Regions from separate parts of the Homo sapiens genome. Here region 2 is linked to region 1. Evidence: chromatin contacts called from ENCODE Hi-C or POLR2A ChIA-PET data. All regions are on one chromosome and are shown on one strand. Each heading gives the region's core, a stretch centred on a gene start or an enhancer-like site at or near the end of the contact. The rest is flanking DNA. Distances are from core to core; before and after follow the strand shown.

Evidence for each region. A loop is a pair of places that touch in the nucleus more often than their neighbours do. ChIA-PET counts read pairs that join two places held with the same protein, here RNA polymerase II (POLR2A). Pooled maps may share reads with other maps.
Region 2: a loop to region 1 is called in a pooled map, with 2.5 times the contacts of the local background. The contact joins the promoter of LINC01711 here to the enhancer-like site in region 1. A Hi-C loop is called at or near these places in 1 of 168 maps with a recorded cell type or tissue (astrocyte of the cerebellum), 5 of 37 single-sample maps with no recorded cell type and 2 of 50 pooled maps. POLR2A ChIA-PET finds 5 or more read pairs at or near these places in 7 of 52 experiments (AG04449, BJ, Caco-2 and 4 more).

Annotation. Positions count from the first base shown.
Region 1 is chr20:58,456,734-58,460,087 of GRCh38, reverse strand. It overlaps APCDD1L (APC down-regulated 1 like), which reads left to right. Exons shown (of 4, transcript NM_153360.3): 4 at 1-987. Among named protein-coding and RNA genes, the nearest start is that of APCDD1L-DT, 57 kb to the left of the region's middle. RefSeq lists enhancers at 1,054-1,163, 1,294-1,433. Within about 2 kb of position 1,592, at least 2 of the 41 ENCODE cell types and tissues checked have a DNase peak (open chromatin) inside an H3K27ac peak, as active enhancers do.
Region 2 is chr20:58,632,995-58,636,348 of GRCh38, reverse strand. It overlaps LINC01711 (long intergenic non-protein coding RNA 1711), which reads right to left and starts at 1,577. Exons shown (of 1, transcript NR_125359.1): 1 at 611-1,577. RefSeq lists enhancers at 1,354-1,423, 1,444-1,573.

The DNA.
Region 1 (3,354 bases), core at 343-2,842:
GGCCAGCATGCAAAATGAAGAGGACTCCATCTAAGCTGAGAAGCATGGCCTCCCCAGAGCAGCCTGCGGCCTCCAAGCCTTCCTGGCCCAGGCAAATGCCAGTGTGCACCAGGCTGGCTGCTGGGGGCAGGTCTTTGGAGGGGAGCAGCATTTCCAGCCTTCTGAACATAGTTAATAGTAATGACAGCCGTAACACTAACGCGCTCTGCAATTCGCCCTGCCCAGCCATCCTCGGTTGCCAAGATTGCCTGTGCCTGCCTGACAAAGGAAGAGAATCTCCGAATGTGTATCTTTGGGCCCACCCTAGGGAGAGGTCGGGGTCACCAGGCTACATGGCGACATCTAGGCAGCTCCGCCTTGCCCAGCCTCCTTGCCATAATCCTAATATATTGGTGTCCTCTGCTCAGAGGGGACTGTCATCATGGTGGGAACAGGCTGTGCCTCCCCAGGGACTCTGCCCATGTTCCCAGGGCCTCATCTGTACACTGTGAAATTAACTGGCATCCTGGTGGGCCCAAGGGTTTTCAGGACTGGGGGCCAATGACTCACCCCCTCCTTCCTCCTCCTGATCCCTATCTCTAGCTCTTATCACAGATTTTGAACAATTGTCTGTGAGGTTAATGATGGTTTCAGAGGGAAGCCCTTTTCCTCCCTGAGACTGTGTGGGGTTCAGTCAGCCTGCTGAAATTGCTTCCACTTATTACCCATCCTTCCTCTTAAAAAAAAAAAAAGCCCACCAAGTTAGTATTCTCTGTAGCTCTCAGACAGCTACAAGTGTTCCTGGCATATTTACCAAAGTACAAGAAATCATTACATTATTTACGGTCTCAGACTACATCAGGGTTGGGGGAGCTCCTGGTGGGGATGGCAGTGGGTGTCGATGATATGTCCACGGCTGAGCAGGTCTTGTATCCGAAGCTTGAAGTAACCATGCCACCATTTATCATCAAATTTGAACCTTTTAATAAAATTAAACAGCCTGAAAAATGTTCTTGCTGGTTATTAAAGTCAACCAAGGGAATTACAGTTCTAAAGAAAGGAAGTGGAGTGTCTTCCAGAGAATGTGTGAAAGAGAATAAAACCAGTGGAGGTAAACCCCAGCTCTCTCAGTTCTGCTTTCATGCCACTGCCTGTCCTGCTGAAAACCCCCCAGGGGCTTCCACTGCACTCAGAATAAAAGCCCGACTTCTGGCTCGCTGTTGCCTGCAAGGCTCAGCCACGCCTCCACATGCCCCGGCCACACTGGCCTTCTCTCTGTTTCTTGATCACAGGAGCTCTTGCTGCCTTGGGGCCTTTGCACAAGCCCTGATTTCCGCCTAGCCTCTCTTCCCCCAGACCTTCAGAAGTTGAGCACTTTCTTTTCAATCAAGTCTCAGACCAGATGTTGTCTCCTGAAGATGTCACCATTCGCATCCCAAAGAGCAGCCCCATTTCCCTGGTCCTTCTGTCAGTCCACTGCATCACAGTTGTATGTTCTTTGTCATGAAAACTGATCACTGGCGGAAATGACCTTATTTGCCTAGAATGTAAGCTCCAACGAAAAAGACTCGGCTCTGACTCGCTTCCTGCGATCTTTCCGGAAGGGTCCAGTGTGCCTGGTGCATGGTAGAAAGAACTTCAATAAATATGTGACTCAGTAAATGTTGGTTATCCCTGTTAAGCCTCACACTGAGACCCGTGAACGGATCACCTCCATCTACCAGATTCAGCGACCCTCGAGAGGCCCAGCTGAGTCAGTGAGAGGTGTGTGAGTCTCTGCGTCTTGCGCGCGAGGACACTAAGGCACAGAGAGAAGGGGCTGGGCTCCAGAGCCTGAGATCCGGGCCTCTGTATCACAGCCCACGGGCTTGGGGTGTCCTCCTCACTCTTGGAGGGAATAGGATTCCTTGATTTTATTTGGGGAAGGCAATTTAGTGTTGCTTCGTGGGATGCCATCCCTAATGAGAAGGAGTGTGTTGAGCAGGACAGCAGCTTCCTGGATCCCCTCAGTTGGACTTAGTTGCTCTCTGCTCGCTGGGGCTTGTTAGTTTGGGGGCAGGTGATGCTGCTCGGAGCTACGAAGGCTGAAGAAAGGGCAACCATCCCTTTTCTCCCAGGCAGAAGGTCAGGGCTTCCAAGACTCTGGGCTGATAAAGGAAGGGGTCATTTCAGAGGCTGAGGGGCTGAGACTGTCTGGTACAGGGCCAGAGGCCCATGGGCACCAAGCCTTCCTTCCAGCCCTTTGCTCCCGCCCCTTAAGTCTCTGCCCTTCACATAAAACGTGAGAGCGCTCTCATCTACAGACGGGGAGGAAAGCCTAGAGTCCTATTTCCAGATAAAATTAATGTTCTCCATTGCATGTTCAGTCACGTTGAAAGGTGGGGGGTGGGTGGGAAGCCCATGCAGTTGATAATTTCATTGTGCAACTCCCAGGAGAGCAAATGAGCTTTTTTTCTTTAATAAAAAGTTGAAATTGTATACAGCTCTCAGAGGTCCATTAACTAACAGATGCTGGTTATCAAAAGAAGCTCTTTGCCTTTCACTAAGCGCATGCTTTTAATCTCCCAGCGGTGCTACCGGGCTGAACAGCAGTGTGTGGCTTGGTGACGCAGGCCCACCAGCACGTGGCCCTGGTCTGTGCATCCTCTCCTGGGGGCACAGGTGACTCAGACACGAGGGACTGGAGCTTTCTGACGCAGAATGTAGCACTGCATCAGGGCCTGGTCAGGGCTGATTCATACCCATTAGCATCGCAGACCGGAGACAAGCAGGGAAGAGCTGTTCCCACTTCAAGAGGGGACTTGAACAGTAGCGTGCAGCCTCCAGTCCGCTCCTGATGGTTCTGAGACTGAAAGCCTGCTCCTTCTCACACACACAACCCCGCTTAAATGGATGTCAGCATGAGCACAAATGACCTGTCGACATTCCCTAAAACCACCCTTCCAAGCTTCCAGACAGACCCTCCTCCTGCCCACCTGACACCTCTACCTTCCATTTCGGCCACAGTGGCCTCCTTGCTCTCCTGCAGTCCCATGGAACCCAGTCCCTCTCAAGGTCTTGGCTCCAGTTCTCCCTCACCTGGAAGGCTCTGCCCACCTCACCCCTGACCACCCCAAAGATAGCGCCCACCACAGCGCAGTGACTTCATCACAGCATTTGTCAGTGGCCGAAATCTGAAAAAAATCCCGTTTGTTGGTTTTCACCTATTGTTAGCCCCTCTCCTCTAGAATGAGTTCCTTGCCAGCAGGGTCCTTGTCTGTCTTGTTCTCTGTGGATCCCCAGTGTTAGAATGGTGCCGGGCACATAGTAGGAGGTCAATAAATACCAGTTAAAAGAATACATGTTCCAAGACCTGATTGGAGACTCCGAATTCAA
Region 2 (3,354 bases), core at 328-2,827, 180 kb before region 1:
AAATTTCTACAGAACATCTCTCTGTAACACACGCACAGAGGGCAGCCAGGGAGATTTACCAGTGAGAACCCTGCTTCCTTCCCTCCCTCCCTTCCTTCCTTCCTCCCCCCCTTCCTTCCTTCCTTCCTTCTTCCCTCCCTCTCTCTGTGCTCCCTCCCTCCCTCCCTTCCTTCCTCCCTCCCTCCCTCTCCTCCTCCCTCCCTTCCCCCTCCCTCCCTTTCTCTCTCTCTTTTTCTTCCTTCCTTCCTTCTTCCCTCCCTCTCTCTGTGCTCCCTCTCTCCCTCCCTCCTTCCTTCCTTCATTTCTTTTTCCCTCCCTCCCTCCTTCCTTCCTCCCTCCCCTCCCTCTCTGCTTCCCTTCCTTCCCTCCCTCCTTTCCTTCCTTCCCTTCCTTCCTTCCCCCCTCCCTCCCTCCCTCTCTCTCTCTCTTCCTTCCTTCTTTCCCTTCCTGCCTCCTTTACTTCTTCCTTTTCCTCCTTCTTTCCTTCCTTTTCTCCCTCTCTTCTTCCCCTCCCTCCATCCTTTCTTTCTTCCCCTTTGATCTTTTTTGTCTCTCAGCAACAATGGACCTCCAGTCGGCCCTGCTTTTTTCCCAGGAATGTTTATGGCACTCTTTCCCACTTGTTTTTATTTCCAAACGTGTAACAGGCCACCCATCAAAGGATGGAATAGGGAAGAAAGTGAGAAGAGAGAGGTCGAGGGAGCAGTCATCGGGTAGCTGCTCCTGGCCTTTGAGTAAGCCGTTTGCCCACTCGATTTGTCAGTTTGTTTGGCCCTCGATGGGGAGGCATCCATCCTTGACCCTCGGAGAGTCCTGAGAGACAGGAGGAGAGGGGTTCTCCATGGCAGTGAGGGGTTCCCTAGCAGGGACCCTAGAGAGAAACGGCTCCAGACCAGGCTTTCCCGGCTCGGTGCTGCTGACAGTCGGGCTGGTCTGCTGTGGGGCCGTCCTGTGCACTGTAGGATGTCTAGTGACACCCCAACCTTAAACTGTGACAAACAAAATTGAACCCAGACTTGGCCAGGTGTTCCCTGGACACAAAATCACCACTGGCTGAGAACCACAGGTCTCCGTGTCCAGAGGCCCTGCAGGGTGCCCCATGGCCAGTGGCTGTGTGGACTTGGTGGCCCATAAGAGGCTCTCGGTGACGCGGGGCTGCAGCACATCACACGACATGGAGCAGATCCGCCAGCGAGGCCCCGACCCAGGAGAGACTCTGCCCCACAGCAGCAGGTGTGAGGCAGCCCCCCACTCCTGGGCCAGGAGCGTCATCGCCCAGAAGGCCCGTGTGGGTGTCCTGGAGTGGGTGTGGCCTCCTCTGATTACTCAGAAAGGCAGCAGAGGTGCAGAGAAGCCTCTGGGGCCTGCTGCTCTGTGTCCTGTGGCAGCATCAGCCCCTGCGGCGGAGGGAGAGATGCCGGGACAGGCAGTAGTGTGAGTGTTTCCAGCCATCAGGTTCTGTAGGGGAGCACGCAGTCCCAGGGGAGGCCCACTTGGGTCCCAGCGGACCGTTAAGAAAGCTCTCCTCTATGGCTGCCCGAACTGTGGTGGGTATGGCCTGACCTTGACTTCCTGTACACTTTCATTTTTCATTTTTTTTTCCTGGTTCTTGGCTCTGGAAAAAGTGGGAAAACATATACAGTGACCATACTGTTGACGTCTCAGTCAGAGAAGAGGAACGATTTCACAGTAGCTGGGGGAAAGCGCTGGATACCACGTGCACTCATAAATCACGCCCACGTTTATGCATCTGCGGATGTGGGGCCGCAGATATTTTTCCTTTCTGAAGAAGAGAATTTAAGCTCTAGAAACTCTGACAAGGCCCCAGTAAATGGGGGCTTTTCTCCTGCCTGCTAAGGGCAGCTTTCAGAAGAGACGTTTGTCAAATGGAACCCGAGTCACCTTTTCCTGCTCTGCTGGATGGGCAGGAGCCGGGCACACCAGGGCAGGAGTCTCCCCTCTGAAGACCTGACCCCTGGGGAAGGCAAGCAAGATTTTCTTGCAAAAAGTTCATGGAATTAGAGACAAGCAAGGTGTCTTCCTGGGGACGCTCGTGGTACCGTAGCAGCAAGGGCCGTGGCAGGCACAGCATAGGGACTTGACAGGCATCGAACGAGTGACTTCGTGTTCCCAAATTGGCAGGATGGTTGACTTCTGTGTGCGGAACATTTCCCATCGCCCATCTGGCAGCCACGTGCTTCTGCCCCGTCACTGTCACTCCCTCTCTGAGTCGAGCTCGCAGTCACTAGGCTGCGAAATGACTGCTGAATACACTATCGATCAAACAGCACATGTTTTGAACATCTATCATGTATATGCCACTGGGTTAAGACCTAGAAAGTATATGGGGCTTTGGGGAGGGGAAGGAGGTTCTTTTAGGAAGGAGGGCAAATGCATGGCACACCTAACCCCACCCTCCCCTCCCATGCTCCTAGCAGACACTGCTAAACCATCACCACATGTGGCGCTTCAGAATGCTGGTTGACAGAGAGCTCTGGGCTGCTCCTCCTTGGGAAGGGCTTTCTGTGATATGGCTCTGGGAGGTAAGGGGCCACCCACTTGACTAGCCAGATGTGCCACAGGGATCCTGGTGATCAATGGTGTAAAAGACATCACAGAGCAATCACCCACATGTCACCCTATTCTGCTATTCTGAGTATTAGAGACCTTTAGGAGGTCATTACAGCAGTGGCGGTGAGAGAATTAGAGGCCTTTGGGAAGACACCCACCCCTCATAATACAAAGAATCTTAAGAGGCAAAGTCACAGATGATGACGGCCAGTTGAGACCATGACAGTAGGCCCAGGCTTTCTGTGGTATGGCGGCTCACCTCCACAAAGGCAACCCTGAAAGACTTCCTGGAGGTGGTGATGTGCCATTGCGTTAGCAGTTTCCCCTCTCCTAGGTGAGACAGTGCCAAATTCCTACTCCTTACCGGAGCCTTCCAGACCTTACCGTTTTCCAGCCAAAGTGGCCTTGGGCGCATGCCTAGAACTGGCCAAGCCCTTCCCCACCTCAAGGACTCTGTTCTCTGGCTGCCTCGGCCAGGAATGGTCTTACCGTAGCTCATTTGATGGCTGGCTCCTTCCTGTCCTTCAAGTCCCCAAGTCCCTTCCTCAGAGAAGCCTTCCAGCCACACTCTCTCCTGTAAGTCTCTGTCCTGGTACCTTGTTCATTTCCTTCATATGTGTCTCTTCTACTAGGATGTGAGCCAGCCTGGCCTGCTCACCATGGTGGGCCTAATATCTAGTGTTAGGCGTATTTAGGTCCTCCACAAATATTTGTCCAAAGAATGAAGAATGAGTGCACCTGCAGTGGTCTCCACGGGAAGTACCGGCCACAAGGCCAGGGCTC